4 separate regions of the Homo sapiens genome follow, and all the other regions are linked to region 4. A link is an interaction called in ENCODE POLR2A ChIA-PET data of the cell type or tissue named here. Cell type or tissue: OCI-LY7. All regions are shown on one strand.

Region 1 (5,000 bases), 61 kb after region 4:
ATTTGCTGTTATGCCTGCCTGCAACCCTTGTTCTTAGATTTCTGCAGGGCTGGCTCCCCAGGTCTACATGCAAATGTCACCTTCTTAATCAGATGTTTTGCTTTTAAGAAACCATTTCAGATATTGCTGGAGTTTCATGCTTGCCATTCAACTGAGGGAAGCTGGAACATTTGAAGAAAAACATTTTGCTGACAGCACTGGCTGGCACAGCTCTATAGGTCTCAGTCCCAGTGAGCTGCGCTGGGGAAAACCACCCAGCAATCCATGAGTCAGGGCTTCAGGATCTACATATGAAGTCTATAAGTAATATAACAAAAGTGATAAATTTAAAAATATTGCCAGGTGCAGTGGTTCAGGCAGGAGGAACACTTGAGGCCAAGAGTTTGAGACCAGCCTGGGAAACAAAGTGAGACCCCTGTCTCTACAAAAAATACAAGAAAAAAAAAAGAAAGCGGGGCTGGTGGCACATGCTTGTAGTCCCAGCTACTCAGGAGGCTGAGCTAGGAAAACTGTTTAAGCCCTGGAAGTCGAGGCTGCAGTGAGCTATGATCACACCACTGCACTCCAGCCTGGGCAACAGAAAGAGACTTGTCCCAAAAAAATTACAAGAAAAAAAAAAATATATATATAACATATGTGTGTGTGTATGTGTGTGTGTGTGTGTGTGTGTGTGTCAGCACATGAAGGGATATGAATTTAAAAGCAGAAGAAAGTGCTGAAAGAGAAGTGGGCTCCTCTGGGAGAAGTTGTAGTGGCTTGGAATTGTTGCTTTTCCTTATTAGCTTTTCTGTGTGATTTAGTTTTATAACCATATGATAAAAATGAATTTTAAATATCTACCTGTAGATTTAGATCTTACTGTAGCAGTCAGGACAAGGGGCAGACTCTAGGTCAAAGACATGCTGCTAGAACTTCTGTTAGAAGCAATACCTCCAAAATTTTTAAAACCAACAGCACAGCCACTGCAAGTTCTTGTATTCACTGGGCACTTTTCAGATTAATGTCTCTAACTTTTCTTTCCTCATTTCTTAGACTGAACCTGAAGGCAGATCCTAGCAATATAATGAGATGATACCGGCTCATCCCTATGTAATATATCATTCCTATAGCACATATTACAAATTGTTATAAATATTTCACATATTTTGGTACAGCCAATATAAAATGGAGAAAAAAGAAAATTAGATGTACCCCATTAAAAATAATTATATACCAAATCTATTTTGTATTATTTCTTAAATATTTGTTGTCTTATTTTCTTTATGTCTTATTTTCCTTCTTAAATATTTTATGTCTGATTCCCTCTGAAACCTGATGAAAGGAAAGTGAAGAAGGAAATATAAACTATTTTTTTAATTCCATTCTCTTCCTTGAAAGTAATTAAAATAAATAAAATTCGTTGTCTTTTCACTCTATCACCCATATAATTCAATGTGAAATCTTCCTCTCAACTCAGTTTTAGCTGAATGCCAAATATGCAATAAACATACAAAAAAAATGCCATTAGAGTTCTTCTAATTAAATCAATAAATGTGTAAATAAAATACCTTTTCCTTAGGAAAGGAAACCACAATCCCAGCCCAGATGGCAAACAGCCTCAATGGAGAAGAAATTCTTCACTTACAGCCTAACAATAGCTCTTTTATTTCTCCCTCTAAATCAGCAGTCCTCAACCTTTTTGGCACCAGGGACCAGTTTCATGGAAGACAATTTTTCCATGGATGAGGGGTTGGGGGGATGGTTTCGGGATAAAACTGTTCCACCTCAGATCATCAGGCATTAGATTCTCATAAGCAGTGGGCAACCTAGATCCCTTGTATGCACAATTCACAAAAGGGTTTGTGCTCCTATGAGAATCTAATGCTGCCGCTGATCTGACAGGAGGTGGAGCTCAGGTGGTAATGCCCGCTTGCCCCCTGCACACCTCCTGCTGTGTGGCCCAGTTCCTAAAAGGCCAGCCCAGGGCTTGGGAACCTCCGCTCCAAATGATCAAGTTTCATTCGGAGAGAGTGATATTTCATATTTTATCTCTACTTATAATGTTTAAGTATCGGTATATACTTCATAACAACTACAGCATTACAGGATGAGATACCCTAAAGTGAGGTAACAGAACAAGCTAGGAGGTTTTATTTGTTTCAGTAAATTTAAATTAACCAAATAGTTGCCTTTTATAATCAGGCAGGCATTAATTTTTCAACATATTAATTACTCCTTTGAACAGTAAACAGATCCTGAGAAACTAAAAGTTAACCCTCAAATAGTACTAATGATCACAGTATGAATTATATTATGGAAGCTCAAAAACACCTGTAAAGAAGGCAAATTTACTACCCCCATTTCTGAAGAGGCTGAGAAACTAAGTTCCTTTCTTAAACATGCACATTCTTCCCCAGCCCTACCTCACATTCCTCCTTATCTGCCCAGCCAACTTGGTGGCTGTTTTCCTTATCTTGGGCTAGAAAAGCCAAACAAATATCCAAGAAGTTTTCTGTCTTAGGTTAAGATGAGACAGTGCACAAGCTCAATGACACTGAGCCCAAGTCAAGCTCAATCCTATGTACATGAGATGCGTGAAGCTGTTTAACACCTCAAAGAAAGACAGCGTTGAAGGGGCAGATCCCACTCCAAAGCAGATGAGAGAGCACAGTCTGCAGACCCCAGGTGTCTGCAAATGGCTCCTCTTCCAAGAACCTCAGGAAGTTGCATCAGCTACAGGTGCTTCCCTAACTCCCCTCCCCACTGCCAAGGGCGTGGGCCTCCATGCAGCAAGCTTGTTCTGCTGTAGAGTAACCCCAGATGCTAGGTGTGCGGAGGAAATCAAAGCAGGGCTGAGAGCTACTTTGGGCTCTGGGACCTTGTATGATTTATGTGAGTGTAGGTCTCTTGGATGCGTTGCCATGTGGGCTTTCTGGTTTAAGGGTTGTAATTCTTTTTTGTTGTTTTTTTGTAAAGACAGAGTCTCACTATGTTGCCCAGGCTAGTCTCAAACTCCTCAAGCAATCCTTTATGTCATATTGGACAATCTCAGATTAGTGGCAAGAGAAAAGACGTTCTAACTACCTGTGATTACAGCATTATACAGAGGCAAGGGCTTGGCCACATCTTCCACTTACCATCTGTGTGAACTTGAGCAACTTACCTAAGTCCCAACTTCCTCATCTGCAAATTAGGGATGGTGGTAACCACCTGAAACCACTGTGATGAATACAGTAGCAGCTTAATTATCAAGCATGATCAGAATAGGTATTTGTTTAATCCAAAAAGCTAATGAAGGTGGAGAACCAAGAATGTAGACACATTCACACCTTACACATCTTTTTTTTTTTTTTTTTTTTTTTTGAGACAGAGTCTCGCTCTGTCGCCCAGGCTGGAATGCAGTGGCTTGATCTCAGCTCACTGCAAGCTCTGCCTCCCGGGTTCACGCCATTCTCCTGCCTTCCTGCCTCAGCCTCCCAAGTAGCTGGGACTACAGGCGCCCGCCACCACGCCCGGCTAATTTTTTGTATTTTTAGCAGAGACGGGGTTTCACCGTGTTAGCCAGGATGGTCTCGATCTCCTGACCTTGTGATCCGCCTGCCTCGGTCTCCTAGAGTGCTGGGATTACAGGCGTGAGCCACTGCGCCCAGCCCCTACACATCTTGCTTTTAATTTAAAGTGTGCAAATATACCATCATTGGCCAACTTGATGTAGGGTTGGGACTTTCTTTGAGAATGGGTCTGCCAATGAGAATCCCATTGTGTCAATCTTATATAAACAGCACCCCTAATGCATCATCCATGAGTTCCAGTTCTGGTTTCTCCACAGGGAATAAAAATTGCAGACATATGCAAAGCCATCTTCAACCTTTCTACCTTGTAGATTTTCCAAAGCACTCAACTTGGTGTTCATATACATAACTTTCTTTTACTCATATTTCACGGCCGTATATGATAGGCAAATGACACCATTTCATCCAAGTAAAAACGACACCAACACAATGAATCTTACCTAGAATTCAGCTCAATGGGGGAGGGCTGAAGTGCACAACAGAGTAGCCCCAAGCTGCCCCAGATGGCAGTCAGATGGTGTCCAGAGCGCCAGACAGCCTAGTGAGTTAGCTCAGTGAACTCTAGCTAGGCAGCCTGCTACAGCATTTACTGTGGGGGGATTTATCGTGTCATCTCGGTCTTCCTCGTGCCTACCACAAGGGTGGTGGGTAGGTCCTTATAACCATGGGTGTTGCTATCATAGGAACTGCGTATTTGTACTGAGCAACAGTGTAAGGCTCTGAAGTTTAATGAGGAAAATTTTACCAACAGTGAGAAATCCCAGAAGAAAAGCATCCTCCTCCACAACGCAACTGTTGCCTGTCCAAATCCTTATTCACCAAACAAGCTACAAGACTAGGTTGAGAAAACACGTACTTCTCCAAGGCGCTCTTCTCAAGCCTTTCCACCTCCTTCTTCTGCCAAGCTTTGTGCTTCTTGACACGAGTTTCCCACAAGGCTCTGATGACAGAAATGTCGAAGACAACCACTTTATGTCCCATTTTGGGAGCATGAAATTACCTATTTAAAAAATATATAGATATGTCAGCTTGATACACAAACAGAAAACAGTTTTAACATAAACTTTAAAATGAAATATGAATGAATCACTTGGCTTAAGGAATGATGATATGCCTTACTACTTCAAGGATGACAGTTTGCTTTTTTTTTTTTTTTTTTTTTTTAGCTTGTTTGGCTGGTTGGGTTTTGTTTGTCTTGTTTTTATTGAGACAGAGTCTCACTCTGTTGCCCAGGCTGGAATGCAGTGGCACGATCATAGCTCCAACTGCAGCCTCAACCTCCTGGGCTCAGGCAATCTTCCTGCTTCAGCCTCCCAAGCAGCTGGGACTACAGGATCACACCATCACACCCAACTAATTTTTTAATTTTTTGTGGAGACAGGGTCTCACTCTATTGCCGAGGCTGGGAGGATGACAGTTTCCTAATGTTCTTAAGGTTTGGTAGTACTT
Region 2 (5,000 bases), 73 kb after region 4:
TGTAGAAAGAGATTGGGGCCGGGGAGGAAGGGAATGGGCAGTTACTGGTCAAAGGGTACAAAGTTTCAGATAGGTAGGAGGAATGTTTTGAAATCTATTGCATAGCAGGGCGACTATAGTCAATAATAAAGTATTGCATATTTCAAAATCACTGAAAGGGTAAATTTCAAATGTCTACCATAAAAATGATAGGTAAAAGAAGTGCATTTAATTTTTCTTTTACCACTTTTCTTACTCTGTTATCTTCAGCTCAGGAGTATCTAACCTGCAAAGATCTTAATTAAGGCTTTGGCTTTCGACTTAAAAGTCTCCATAAAGGAACGCTACGCATCATCCTGAAAATAAAGATCAAAGTCCACAGCCAGTGGTGAAGAAACATTAATAAGAGAATCAGTCAGCCTAGTTTTTTTGAGGAAATCTGTGCACAGATCCCAAGTCTACACATAAACCAAAAAGCCAAAGTAAAGTTAACTGTATTTGAGCAGTGTGGGCAGCCCAGCCAGCCACAGTAACTGAAGCTGGAAGAATTACTCCCTACACACAGGGCTCGTGTTCTCTAGATCAACCAGACACATCACAGACTCTGTTGTTGAGGTTCTTTCATTTCCTCAGGCCAGTTAGCCCTTGGCTAGTAGCCAGAGCTGTACATTAACTGCCCCTACATTTTTAAAATCATTGCTTATGAATTTCTATGTATTAACTTAGAGAAATGTAATTCTAGTTCCCATCTTAGAGGAATGGTCTCTTCTTAATGTCTTTGTGTTCTAAATATTTGATCATGTCAACAAAAAATGGCTTAATCATCTTTGATAAATTCCTGGAATTATGAAATTTAATTACCAAAGGCCCTGACATATTTTTAAGTAGTTATAAGTCATTACTACTCTCAGTATTTTGGTGGGAAAGAGCATATTCTGTCTGTCATCTAACCATGTTCACCATTTTCCCTGTGTTTTTAAAAAGCAGGAAAAGAAGTTCTCTTATACAATTAAGGGGGCGTTGAATGTGCCAGGATGTAAATCAGCATCTTGCGAAGTTTTGTTTGCAACATGTATAATGAAAACTGGAGACTAAGAACAGTAGGTGATGACCACATTTGCTAGAGATTTACATGTGATGTCCAGAGGTGCTGGGAAGCTATGACATACAAGATCCTAAGTGCCAGGTCCAGCCCAGCCCTTGGCATCCCATGTAGGACAGAGATAAGTCCAGACCTCTCTAGACAACTGGACAAATTTTACCTTAACCTAGAAGGTAGTAGTTCATGGGTGGGTTCTGAGACTGAGAAAGTAGTTCAAATGAGAGTCCATGTGTCAGTCCAGGGTAAGGAGGAGACCCTCCATCCAGGGGAGAAACCACACTGGGGAGCCCATAGGACACAGTTGTCAGGGACAGACACAGGTGCCAGTCCCTCAGCAGCTCAGGGGAGAGATCTCCTCACAAATTTACAAAGCTAATCTCTTCTTTGTAAAATAAACTCTAGTCAACACAATCTTTCAGGCAAAGACATAGAATGCAATGTCCTAAGCATTAACTTTCTTTAGGACTATAGAAATGTCATCATCATCATATGCTACCCCAACACAGAAAAGGGAAAAATTAACCTCTACGGGATCCAGTCAAGAGACCCTCAATACAAACAAAGCAATATCCTCTTATAGGAAACTTTACAACGAAGTAGATTCTACAAAGCAGCCTAAGTGTAAAGCTTCAGCCTGGACCCTCGTTGAATTTGACAGCAAAGTGTCATGGTTCCAAGACAGCATCTGATTCCGGTTCCCTGCTGTGGGTCTGGTTTTGTGTGGTTGTAGCAGAATTATGAGAACAAGCCTCCCTCAATTTGGGCTACACTGTCCACAGTCACAGAGCATCTTCCAGAGAAGAAAACACCTGCAATGATGAGACAGAAGGAGAACGGTGGCATCTCTCACTGTAAAGGAAAGAACACTGGGGCCACAAAGTGTCATCAGCCATGTTCCTCTCCAGTCCAAGGACTCCCAGACACTTAGTGTTCCAGCTCCTGAGTGAAAATGTTAACCATCAGCACACTCTCAAAGGTTAGATTAAGGAAAATAATGCCTGGAAAATCTTTTGTTTTAGTACAGGGCTGAGAAAACTTGATGGTAAATAATAGAGGTTTCCCAGGCCAATAAGCAAAATTGAAGATATATGTAGGCGTTTACATAACAAAGGAGAACCCTCTGGCGAGCCTCTCCCTGCTTGCCCCCAGAGAACCATCCGGAGTAGTTAGCATGTTTCATGTCCAGCTGCTGCTTGCCAAAAACATTCTCAGAACAAGAGGGACTAGCCCAAGAGGGAAAGGGCTAGTAGGTATGGTGAAAAAGGGGCAGGGTGGCTGGGTGCAGTGGCTCCCACCTGTAATCACAGCACTTTGGGAGGCTGAGGTGGGTGGATTGCTTAAGCTCAGGAGTTTGAGAGCAGCCTGGGCAACATGGCAAAACCCTGTCTTTACCAAAAATAAAAAATAAAATGAATAAATAAAATAGCTGGGTGGTGGCATGCATCTGTGGTCCCAGCTACTAAGGAGGTTGATGTGAGAGGATCACTTGGGCCTGGGAGGCAGATGTTGCAGTGAGCTGAGATTGCATCAGTGCACTCCAGCCTGGGTCTCAAAAAAACAAAAAGAGAGGGGAGAGGTTGGCAGGGGAAGGGGCCGGGGAGTGAGCCTGCTGCAGTCCATTTCTTTCTCTGCCCCAGTATCACCCAGACAGGTGCCTGTGTGTCCTTCTCTCCTCCCGTCATCACAAGTTGGATAGCTGGCTGGAAGCAAGGTGACCTACTCAGTCACCAGCTCCTGAACTGAGATTCCATTGCTTGGTTGCTAACAATAGAGTCTCCAATGTGTAGATGGCAACCAGGGTGGGCCCTGGACTGCAGCAAGGTACAGCTGGCCAGGTGGACAGGAGCTGAGAGCAGTGGGGGAGTAGAAACAGAAGAAAATACCCCAGCTTGGTCCCCAGATGCTCCAGCAGTGCCCACATTCCATATGTAAACAGGTGCCAGGCCTGCAGGTTATAGTTTACTGATCCTAGCTTTAGTGGACAATAAAATGTAAAATATTTTGCTTTGGTGGATGTGATGGTTTTAAACTATATCCACAAAGTCTTTCACATTCTTCCCTTTAAAAAGGTAGAACTTAATTCCTCCCCCCTTGAGCATGGGCTAGACTTAGTGACTCACTTCTAATGACTAGAATGTGGTGAAAGTAATGGTGTGTGGCTTCTGAGACTAGGTCTTCACTCTCTGTCAGATCACTCACTCTAGGAAGTCAGCTGCCATGTCATGATGATGCTCAAGCAGCCTTGTGGAAAAGCTTCACAAGGAGAGGAACTGAGGCCTCCTGTCAACAGCCATGAGAGGGGGCTGTCTTAAAAGCAGATCCTCCATCCCCAGTCAAGCCTTCAGATGACGGCAGCCCCTGTGGACATCTTGACCACAACTTCATGAGACCCTAAGCCAGAAACACTCAGCTAAACTGCCCTGGATTTCTGACTCTCAGAAACTGTGAGATAATAAATGTGTGTTATTCTAAACTAACAGTCTAGAATAAACTGTTATGCAGCAATAAATAACCAAGACAGTGGATTTTTATAAAAGACACTTTAAAAATCAGTCTTAACTTCTGGTGCCATCTGGTGTGCATGTTCAGCTGCCTCCTTGAATATGCACTTGGATGTCTCACACATATCTCAAAGAAACATGATGTTCTCCAAACTTGCTCCTTTAGAGTTTGTCCATCCTAGGCCTCCTTTAATTCCACACCTCAGGAATGACTCCATCATAATCTAGAAGATCTAGAAGTTACTTCTTTTTTTTTTTTTTTGAGATGAAGTCTCACTCTGTCACCCAGGCTGGAGTGCAGTGGCACAATCTCAGCTCACTGCAAACTTCACTTCCTGGGTTCAAGCAATTCTTCCTCAGCCTCCTGAGTAGCTGGGATTACAGGCAAAAGCCACCATATCCGGCTAATTTTTGTATTTTTAGTAGAGATAGGGTTTCACCATGTTGACCAGGCTAGTCTCAAACTCCTGACCTCAGGTGATCTGCCCGCCTCGGCATCCCAAAGTGCTGAGATTACAGGTATGAGCCACTGTACTCGGCCAGAAGTCACTTCTTTTGCTTCGTTTCCTCACTCTGCCCACCCACTATGCAGATAGTATGCACACACACACATGCATGCACACACACACACATTCATCCACACCTCCAGTTATCACCTACATCTTAGAGGGCATGCATTTCTCACCACCAACTAGTGTCACGCCTTGCCTCAGTTGGGGAAAGGCCCCCTAATTGGTCTCCTGGCTTCCCACTCAACCCCATCTTCTACTCAATAGTGAGAGTCACTTTCCAATGAGAACTAGATCATGCCACCACCTGGCACAAATCTCCCCAAGGCCTGCCTTTGAAATGAGAATGAGATCCCAGCTTTCCACAGAGGCAGTGAGCCCCTGGCATGGTCTGCCCTCGGCCTGCCCATCCCACCTCACCCCTCCTGCTCCCCTCCTCTGTGCTTATCCACCCCACGCCTCTTCCCCCTCAGAGCTCAGCACACACTGCTCCCTCAGCCTAGAGCATTCCTCCCCAAGTCACATGGCTTCCTCCCCACACCCCTGGAACCCACCTTAAATGTTTTCTCCTGTCTGGCCTTCCCAGCCTCCTCATCTAAAGTAAACCCGCCTGTTATTTTATTTCTCAGTCTACTGTTTATTTGCATCACAATACTTCATGCAAGTTAAAGTATTTGATTCATTATATTTTGTCTGTCCATGGACCAAGCCATAGACGAGCCACAGTTTACTGACAGGAGCAGCCACTTGGGAGTCCCCAGACTTGGGTTCACACACCGGCCCCCATGAGTTCAGCTGAGCAGGTCATACTGTAGCATACGATGGGAACTGGTGGGGCCTCTCCATCACCTTGTCCAAGCCCCTGCAGACAGAGGTGTGCTATGGCCATCAAATGAGGGGGTTTTGAGT
Region 3 (5,000 bases), 54 kb after region 4:
GCTGACCACAACGCACCATCAGCAAAGTGGCTGGAGCACAGGGTGGAGGTGGGATGAGGTGTGGAAAACTCCATGGCAGTTGAAGGGGAGGTGGAGGGAGCAATGGAGTCCATAGTGATCCTTCTTTTTTGTACTTGGTACTTGTAATGTGCTTTACAACCATTGCCCTCCTGTGTGTGGGTTAAGCTGTTAACTTGCAAAAGTGCTTTCACTCTAGTATTATCTCATGCAACAGTACCATAAGATAGGCAAAGTGGGCCGGGCACAGTGGCTCACGCCTGTAATCCCAGCAATTTGGGAGGCCAAGGCGGGTGAATCACCTGAGGTCAGGAGTTCGAGACCAGCCTGGCCAACATGGTGAAACCCCATCTCTACTAAAAATACAAAAATTAGCTAGGTGTGGTGGCGTGCACTTGTAATCCCAGCTACTTGGGAGGCTGAGGAAGGAGAATCGCTTGAACCCAGGAGGCGAAGGTTGTAGTGAGCCAAAATAGCACCACTGCACTCCAGCCTGGGTGACAGAGTGAGACTCCATCTCAAAAAAAAAAAAAAAAATTGATAGGCAAAGTGAGCCCCTTTGGAAGAGGAAAGCTGAAACCCCAAAGACATTTAAGTGAATCACTTACAGTAAGGATCCACTACTGAGTTTGCAGAGCCTAGTGCAAAATGAAAATGCAGGCACCTTGTTAAAAATTAAGAAGTTCAAGATGGTGAGCACAGAGCATTAAACCAAGCATAGGGCCCTGTGCCGCTGCTTCTGAAGCCAACTACCTAGTTACCACCTGCCCCCTTCTCGTGGCCCTGGCAAACTGTCCCGACACCTCTTGATCTGAATGGAACCCACACCACACCAGAGGGTTGCCTCCTGGAACTGAGACAAAATGAGTTGGGTCATCAGGGAGCTGACCACAGGCTCATAATCACAATCTCTTCATTGACACTTCAACGTACTGACTGTCTCATAAATAACCTCATTCCACTCTTTCAATAATGGCACACATGAAAGATTATTAAATTTCTAAAATTATGTTCATGACTATTTTCAACAAGAAAAATATTAGGATAGGCCGGGCATGGTGGCTCACGCCTGTAATCCCAGCACTTTGGGAGGCCGAGGCGGGCAGATCACGAGGTCAGGAGATCGAGACCATCCTGGCTAACACAGTGAAACTCCGTCTCTACTAAAAATACAAAACATTAGCCGGGCGTGGTGGCGGGCGCCTGCAGTCCCAGCTGCTCGGGAGGCTGAGGCAGGAGAATGGTGTGAACCCGGGAAGCGGACCTTGAAGTGAGCCGAGAATATGCCACTGCACTCCAGCCTGGGCGACAGAGCGAGACTCCGTCTCAAAAAAAAAAAAAAAAGAAAAGAAAAGAAAAATATTAGGATATCAAATGAAATAGAAATGAAAAGAATCGAGTAAAAATGACAGATTGAATGTATGCATGTACTTTTGCTCTTCTCCAAAATTCCATTAAAGACAACAGTACAGGAACTTTTTAGGTGCCATAAACCTTGCAGAAGGGCAAAGAGAAAGGGAAAGGAGACATCAGCTGCAAAATGTGGATAACCAGACAGCCGGAAGATGGTAACCTGGCTTCCCAGAGCTGCTCAATCTTAGACTAGCAGCAGAAACAACTGAGATACAACCTGGGCTTCTCACCAGAAGCCACCAGAGACTCGGCAGTAGAAGAGCCTGGTACCCCTGGAAGTGAGAGCTGAAGTCACGGCCCAAAGAAAGAGATCGGGTTCAAAGTCTGAGGACCAGAACCTTGACCCCCATCCATGCCACACAGCAATTACCTCTGCTCCCCACCAGTAGGAAGCTGAGGCTTATTCACTGGAGGAGGTTCAACAAAGTCCCTGAACTGGGGTACCTCAAGCACAGCTGAGGCAGGGGAGGTGGCAATCAGATGATGAGTGATGAATGCTGAGATTCTCTCTGCCCCAGGAACTGAGAAGATCCTTCTCTGTATGCTCCCATAGCTCCAGACAAATCATGAATGTGCATTCATGAACATTCATGAATAATCATGAATAGGAGAGGGGAGGCACCAGTGAGATGGGGACTTTACAGCAACTTCCTCAAAAGCTAAGTGTGCCCGACACACACTCAGAGCTTCTGGTCAGCTTGTTAGTGCTCTGGACAACCCAGTGTCTCCAGACCTCCAAGAAATGTCCCAACATGCAAGATAAAGACACATACCCTAAAAGAAAAAGGAAACTCTGAAACAAGAAAGCATCCCCCCCAAAAAAACTATCCAGCACTTTGGGAGGCTAAGGCAAGACAATCACTTGAGCCTAGGAGTTCAAGACCAGCCCAGACCACAAAGTGAGACTCCATCTTTAAAAAAAAATTAAATTAGCCGAGTGTGGTGGCATGCACCTGTTGGTTCCAGCTACAGAGAAGGCTAAGGTGGAAGGATCACTTGAGTCCAGGAGATAGAGGCTACAGTGAGCCATGTTCATGCCACTGCACTCCAGACAGAGTGACTAAGCAGGGCTCTGTCTCAAAAAACAAACAAAAGAAAAAAAAAGAAGAAAAGAAAAAAAAAAAAGATTGATCCCAAGATAGCTAAGAAAAGCCATTACCCTGCAAAATAAAAACAGAACAAAATTTTAAAAGCTAAGATTAAGAGATATCTGTAAAAGTGGAAAAATAAAGCCACTTCACAGAATTCATCCATTTGAAAAAACAAACAGCAAACAGCTCGGGGAAATTAAACATGTGGTAGTAAAAATGAAAAATTCTATTGCAGGGTTGGAAAATAAAATTGAGGATCTCCCCTATACGAGCAGGGTCCGGGGTCTGAGAGCTTCTGACTCAAAACAGGAGCCCCAGCCCTCAGCCCAAGCTGGCCACACAGCCTCAGCCAGCCCTAAGGGCCGCAGCAGATCTCTCTCTACCTAGTCCCTAAGGCCCCAGAAGCTCCACAGCCCATTCCTTCCCTCCTGACCTCTTGCAGGGGCCAGGCAGGCTGCCAGGTGTGACTTTGGAGGCCACAAATCCCTCACTGCCACAGAGCACTCTAAGAGGCTGAAAAATCCCTTAACACACACAGCCTTTCACTCCTTAGTCAGAGGTGAGGCCGAAGCACAAGCTCTCTGGGGGAGGAAAACGGTAACTGAAATTCACTCTAAAGAATATGTGGGGCCCAGAGTCTTCCTGGACTCTCCTGTACTCAATCACAACAGAGTACGGCTTAGGGGATGGCGTATGGGGACAAAGAGATTGCAAGTTTTGAGGACGCCATCCACCTGGTTCACAATGGAGGTCTCTCCCAGCCTGCTGAATTCTAACCATCTTCCCATTCCCTTTACCATACCGGGCACATTAAACACGCTTTACAGGCCAGGTGCAGTGACTCACGCCTGTAATCCCAGCACTTTGGGAGGCCGAGGCGGGCGGATCACGAGGTCAGGAGATCGAGACCATCCTGGTTAACACGGTGAAAACCCGTCTCTACTAAAAATACAAAAATTTAGCCGGGTATGGTGGCGGGTGCCTGTGGTCCCAGCTACTCGGGAGGCTGAGGCAGGAGAATGGCGTGAACCCGGGAGGCGGAGCTTGCAGCGAGCTGAGATCGCACCACTGTGCTCCAGCCTGGGTGACAGAGCGAGACTCCATCTCAATTAATAATAATAATAATAATAATAATAATAATAAATAATAAATACCCTTTACAATGATTTTCAAAAGGTAGATTGTGAAACATGAGGGCTCGTGACAGGTTCTCCAGGTGAACTGGACACCCTTACAGGGTAAGTGCCACACCCAGGATCGTGTTTACTGGCCAATGGTATTTAATTAACAATCCAGACATGCCTCCCTTCGTGCCCTAGAATAGGCAGCCCGTTACCTACTGATCTCAATGATGGGGATGCAAGGGAAAGAACAGTAAAGAGGTTTACAGTAATAACCTCTTGCATTTTTGGAGAACTGTATACTTTACAGAATATTCATGCACTTCATCCTCTCAATAGCACTCAGATAGGGTCAGGGCAAGCATTAGCAGCATTTTACTGATAAGAATGATAAAAACCCATAAAAGTGATATGCATTTTTATCAAATGATAAAAACCACCTCGGATCACATGGCTAATAAAAGACAGCCCCAGGTCACGCAAAATATTTAGTCTCTCCACCGAGTCCTTTTAGTCACAAAATGGCAGGGTAATAGGCTCAAGCTCAGGAATTCGAGACCAGCCTGGGCAACCTGGCAAAACCCCGCCTCTAGGAAAAAAATACAAAGCCCGGGCGTGGTGGCTCTTGCCTGTAATCCCAGCACTTTGGGAGGCAAAGGCGGGCAGATCACCTGAGGTCAGGAGTTCGAGACCAACCTGGCCAACATGGTGAAACCCCGTCTCTACTAAAAATACAAAAATTAGCCAGGCATGGTGGCACACACCTGTAGTCCCAGCTCCTCGGGAAACTGAGATCTCGCCACTGCACTCCAGCCTGGGTGACAGAGCAAGACTCTTGAACAAAACAAAACAAAACAAAAAAGACACAAAATGGCAAGATACAAAGAGATGGACGGAGGGTCCCAGGGAACCCTGTCCCGATGAAATGGGCAATAGCCCAAGTTATTATGGGACCTGAGGAAAGAAAGATGGAATTGTCTTTGCCCTGGCCTCAGAATCTCAGGACAGGAAAACCAGATAAAGGATCTGCAGAAATTCCTTTGCTGCCCTTCGGCACTTCGGCAAGTAAGTAATTGCCCACTGCCAGGGCGTTAGTTGAATGAAAGGCGCCGTCACTTAAATTGATGTTTTTTAAAGACAAAGAATTATGTTAAGGGTCTAGGGCGGGGAACAGGAGAGGAACGCATCCTGAAAGACTGTGCTGCCCAGGAGAGGGCACGTGCATCCCAGCTGCTCAGCCACAGAGGTATCCAAGTGGGTCCCATCACTGCTTCCAGGACTGCGCTGCGTTTCACTGAGGAAGGGACAGAAGAACCTCCTCTAAAGGCAAAAGCATTCATTCATTCATCCTTGGGCT
Region 4 (5,000 bases):
AAACTGCAGAAGAAACAGAATGTACTAGGCTCCTGCTTGGATAGCCAAGGCCTGCTTGTTGGCCTCCCCTTTCCTCCCCCTTCCGCCACACTTGGTTGCCCTCACCTGAACCAACGAAGTTTAGTCTAAGGTAAAAGTTTAATAGTCTGCAAAATAGCTTGCTTTGTCTGTTCTTATCAGCCTGCCCAGCTACTTAGGTCATAAGTCAAATACTTAAAGAGCCCCTAAGCTAACCAGGATTGCAATGCATTGTGGGCTGCAACAAAATGCACCAAAACAACCCTAAAAACAAACAGACAAACAAACAAAACACCTGAAGCCCCTGACTAACAATCAATAGGCAACATCCAGGAAGATTGTAACCCCATAGTACTCAGCCTATTGGGAACCGGGGGAGGCACCTGCGCACTAGGGTATAAATTGCTTGTTGAAACTTTGCTGGGTGTGCCTGCATGCCACACACCCAATCTTGCAAGACCATCATTAAAAGTCTCACTTTCGCTATTCTCGGGGTCTCTGAGTCCATTCTTTGGGTTTGAATGGGGGAGTTTGTTTCTCAGAAGCCTATATTCCATCCATGAAGATGAGGTGATCTCCAGGCTGCATTAGGGAACTCATATATTCCCAGAGGAGGGAACAAAAGCAGTAGAATGAATTGCAGCTGGGAAGACTTTGGTACGATAGACACCAGAACTGCCACTCTCCACAGAGAGGGGTAAAGAAAGCTGTGGGGCCAAAAGAAGTCCAGCTCAGCCACATAGGTGGACCAAGATACCTTGTAAAGGCGCAAGTTTGGCCTCACTATCCAGCCCCCGTACCTCAACATGCACAGTGCATCTGTTGACCACAAAGACATTTCTTCATCATGGCCTGGCAGGACCCGGAGAAGACTATTTGCCTCATTTCACAAGTAAGAAAACTGGGTCTCACAAAGGAGAACTTACCTGCCCAATACATCCATGTTTTAAAATAAACTTTTTATTTTGGTATAGTTTTACAGTAAAGTTACAAAGACCGTTCAGAGATTTCCCATCCACCTCTCATCCAGTTTCCCCCATTGTTACCATCTTACGTTACTATGGTATATTTGTCAAAACTAAGAAGCTGACATTGATATGTTACTATTAACTAAATGCCAGACCTTATTTGGATTCCATCAACTTTTCTATTAATGTCCTCTTTTTTGTTCCAGAATCCCATCCAGGATACCACATTGCATTTACTTGTCATTTGTCCCAGCCTCCTCTGATCTGCTGTGACAGTTTTTGAGTTTTTCCTTAATTTTAATGACCTCAACAGTTTTGAGGAGTACTGGTCAGGCATCCTGTAGAATGTCCCCCAGTCTAAGTCTGTCTCATGTTTTTCTCACGATTAGACTGGGGTTACAGGTTGGGGGGAAGCACACTACAGAGGAGGAGCACCCTTCTTATCACAACCTATTAGAGGGTGCATTACATCCACACTGGTGATGCTCACCTTCATCACTGGGTTAAAGGTAGTATCTACCAGGTTTCTCTACTAGTTACTCTTTTTCCGTTTCCATACTCTGTTATTTGGAAGTGTCTAGCCTACCCAGAAAGAGGATGGTAGCAGCTGAACTAAGCCTCATCCCCTGGAGGGAGGACTGTCTAACATGCTATTTCAAATTCTGTTAAAAAAAAAAAAAGATTCGTCTTTGTACTCTATTTATTCAATCATTTATATCAGAATAGCCTCACTTATATTTAATACTTTGGGTTATAACACAATACAATACTATGTTAGTTATTTTGTTGTTCACATCGTTCCAGCATTGGCCATTGGGAGCTCCTTCAGGTTGGTTCCTGTGTCCCTCTGATGTGTTCCCACCCTTTTTGTTTTTGAGTACTTCCTTTCTTTCTGGTGCTACAAGATGCTCCAGGCTCTTGTATTTTATCAGTCATTTCTCCAAGGAGCCTTTGCTTCTTTTATTGGAGAAAGGTATTTAGAAACCAAGATGTGAGCACTGGGGTGTCATTGCCTCTAGGCCCTCTCAGCTGACTGAGCCAGGTAATATATGCATACATACTAAATTATTAGATATACACATATCCACATTGTTTCTGTATCTATCCATCTGTGTATATACTGAGCATCGTACTGATGTCTCCAACTGTAATCCCATCTCCAGGATTCATTCCAGCCTTCCTTTCTTGTTAATTGTAACTTTCCTCTCCCACAGTGTGAACAACCTGGCCCACCTTCTCTCATGTATTTACTTATTTGCTCATCCCCAGTACACCCATGAAGCTGTTTCAGAATCCTTAACCTGGGTACCCTTATGTAAAATAAATTTATCGACCGGGCACAGTGACTCATGCCTGTAATCCCAGCACTTTGGGAGGCCGAGGCGGGACGATCATGAGGTCAGGAGATCGAGACCATCCTGGCCAACATGGTGAAACCCCATCTCTACCAAAATTGCAAAAATTAGCTGGTCATGGTGGCATTGCCTGTAATCCAAGCTACTTGGGAGGCTTAGGCAGGAGAATCGCTTAAACCAGGGAGTCGGAGATTGCGGTGAGCCGAGATCGCGCCATTGCACTCCAGCCTGGGAGACAGAGCAAGACTCTGTCTCAAAAATAAATAAATATATATATATATATATATATATATATATATATATATATATATATTTATCAATTAGAGTACATTGTTCATAGTACCTTTCATCTTTAGCCTAATAATTTCCAGGCAAAATATTATCTTCCAATGTTATTTAGGCCAGTCCCTTCTCTCCCCCAGCCCCCACTGGTGCGGTTATATAATGAATTTGTAATAAAGTTTATATGCTTTTTATGCATTGTCTCCCAGCTCCGAACGCGTCCTTCAATATAGCATATGCGCTGACGTGGACTTCTCCAAGCATCTCTCTCCTTCAGTGAGCTCGGCAAGATTGCTCGGTAGAGGGCGGTGGAGGGACGTTGCAGGAGGAAGGGGCGCTCCTGCCATTTCCAGTGAGGGCCACGGGAGGGCGGTCCGGGTGTGAGGACTGCGGTCTGCTGCACCTGCAGCCTGGGTGTGGCGATGACCTTTTCTGCAGCCCTCTCAACACAGACCTCGGAGTCTCCGAGCAGCCTGTGTGCTCTGCAGGCCTGCTGTCCGTGCTGGCGCCCAGACTTCCTCTCCAAGCTCCCGCCTGCCCTGTGGCCCCGAAGGTTCCATGCTGAGCTGCAGCACTTCCTGCAAGCCTCCAGTGGCTCAGGCGCTCAAAAGGCCTCCTGTCCCCACTGTATGCCCATGTCACTGGTTCCCGATCCCCTGCTCCTTTGTCGGCTTACAGACAGTGGCCTGTTGCCTGCCCAACAAATTCCTGGCCAGCGCCAGCCTGACCAAACCGGTGAGAGTCCTCTGCTAGCAGGTGTGCTGACTGCACCTCCAAGAAGTCTGAACCCTTCCAAGCTTGTCCTTCCCAGGGTGCACTCCCTCAGCACGAGGATACAATGCAGTTTCTTCATTAACTCCTCTCCTGTCCTAGGATCACTCCCTCTGGGAAAGAAGACCAGCCTTGGCCCCAGAGGAATGTGTCCTAATTTAAAAAGCAGCTCAATTACTGCAGCACCTTGGGGACCAAGGCCAGTGGGATGAGAAATGCAGGTTCTGGTTCGTGCCCTGTGCCCCTGGGCTGGTGGCAGGAGCAGCGGGGCTGGTTAGCATCCCACTGTCAAACCCCAGCCTTGAACGTTCACCTGGAGCTTGGCCTGGGAGCCACTAACCATGGGTCACCTGGTCCAGGGACGTGAGACATACTCTCCACTGCCCCACAGGCAGAGCTACTCAGGCAGGGACCTGAGGCAGGCTGGTCTCAGGAACAGGTTGGCCACAGCTTCAACAGTAAGAGAGCGGGGATCACAAGAAAACCAGGCTTAAAGGAACCCAAAGTTACAAATTCACTTTCTCTCCTTTGAGTCCAGTGTGTTCTCTGTTCCCTGTGCTGATCATGGCATCCTTTGCTCAGTGATACTCTTTGCAGCATTTAGAAGGGTAGGTAGCACTCACTCTCTCAAGCCTGAACTGGAAATACTACCATAGCCAGGGTAGCTCACAACCCCAGCACAGCCACAGGACCTCTCATCCACCCTCCTTTATGTTTATAAATTTCTTTATGTTCTTAACTACAAGTGCATGATTTCCTAAGTGATGGCATTGTGGTTTTGTTCCTCACGTAAGAGGTATTTTGTTGTGTAGAAGCTCCAGCAGCTTGAATTCTTTACTCAATGCCATGATTGTGAGATAAGCCCATGTTGATCTATGTAGCTCTAGTTTAGGGAATGGCAAACCTCTTTCTGTAAAGAGCCAGATAATAAATATTTTAGGCTTTGTGGACCAAGAGGCAAATCAAAGATATTATGTAGGTCCTTATCTAGGTATAAGAAGGAAGACAAATTACCACAAAACTTTGTTGATGAAATTCAAAATGTAATATTATAATAAAATAATAATAATCAAATCAATTGTTTTGTAATACAGATCTAGAATAATGAAATTCTTTTGGGGAAAATATCAAAGTGACTATTTTTTATCTACTTCAAATATCCATCTTTATGAGTCATTCTTAGTTCTTGAGCCACACAGAAACTCGTGATGGGCCAGATTTGGTTGTGGGCCAAAGGTGACCAAACCCTACTCTAGTTCATTCATTTTCACTGCCGCATAGAATTCCACTGGATGACTCTAACAAAAGGTTTTATCTGTTCACTGGGAGGAGAGAGGAGTGTTCCAGTTGTTTCTATTTTAAAATTGTATTTCTATAAGTATTCTAATACATATCAGTATACTATACGTGCAAATGTTTATCTGGATGGTATACATACAAGTAGAATTGCTGAACAGGGCATGTGTATCTTTAATCCCAAACTGTTTCCCAAAGTGGCTGTACTAATTTCTAAGAGTGGCAGCTATATTTGTCCCTGTTGCTCCACAGGCTTATAAACATTTGGTATTTGGTCAGCAGGCTCTTCCAACACCCCTTTGAAGGCGTT

Evidence for each region. Peaks named below come from ENCODE experiments on the same cell type or tissue, not always from the same donor. Only the 100,000 strongest peaks of a DNase experiment are listed, where the experiment ranks them.
Region 1: POLR2A ChIA-PET joins it to region 4 with 16 read pairs; 25 of 35 experiments call an interaction of 5 or more read pairs at or near these places.
Region 2: POLR2A ChIA-PET joins it to region 4 with 14 read pairs; 23 of 35 experiments call an interaction of 5 or more read pairs at or near these places.
Region 3: POLR2A ChIA-PET joins it to region 4 with 17 read pairs; 25 of 35 experiments call an interaction of 5 or more read pairs at or near these places.

The regions. Positions count from the first base shown.
Region 1 is chr3:46,547,060-46,552,059 of GRCh38, forward strand. It overlaps LRRC2 (leucine rich repeat containing 2), which reads right to left. Exons shown (of 9, transcript NM_024512.5): 2 at 4,408-4,551. The coding sequence starts at 4,532. Among named protein-coding and RNA genes, the nearest start is that of LRRC2-AS1, 7.8 kb to the right of the region's middle. In OCI-LY7, no CTCF peak of the experiment used is centred here; DNase peaks (open chromatin) are centred at 62, 912, 2,722, 3,132 and 1 weaker place; H3K4me3 peaks cover 3,260 bases; H3K27ac peaks cover 5,000 bases.
Region 2 is chr3:46,558,903-46,563,902 of GRCh38, forward strand. All of the region lies in intron 1 of LRRC2 (leucine rich repeat containing 2), which reads right to left. It overlaps LRRC2-AS1 (LRRC2 antisense RNA 1), which reads left to right. Exons shown (of 3, transcript NR_073385.1): 3 at 250-786. Among named protein-coding and RNA genes, the nearest start is that of LRRC2-AS1, 4.0 kb to the left of the region's middle. RefSeq lists an enhancer at 4,015-4,516. In OCI-LY7, a CTCF peak has its summit at 3,606 (motif pointing left); no DNase peak of the experiment used is centred here.
Region 3 is chr3:46,539,987-46,544,986 of GRCh38, forward strand. The region is part of intron 3 of LRRC2 (leucine rich repeat containing 2); the gene reads right to left. Among named protein-coding and RNA genes, the nearest start is that of LRRC2-AS1, 15 kb to the right of the region's middle. RefSeq lists an enhancer at 4,476-5,000. In OCI-LY7, no CTCF peak of the experiment used is centred here; DNase peaks (open chromatin) are centred at 1,675, 2,055 and 2,335; H3K4me3 peaks cover 2,337 bases; H3K27ac peaks cover 4,797 bases.
Region 4 is chr3:46,485,923-46,490,922 of GRCh38, forward strand. No RefSeq gene overlaps it. Among named protein-coding and RNA genes, the nearest start is that of RTP3, 9.6 kb to the right of the region's middle. RefSeq lists enhancers at 2,658-3,434, 3,435-4,209. In OCI-LY7, CTCF peaks have their summits at 2,947 (motif pointing right) and 3,152; a DNase peak (open chromatin) is centred at 2,989; H3K4me3 peaks cover 355 bases; H3K27ac peaks cover 1,344 bases.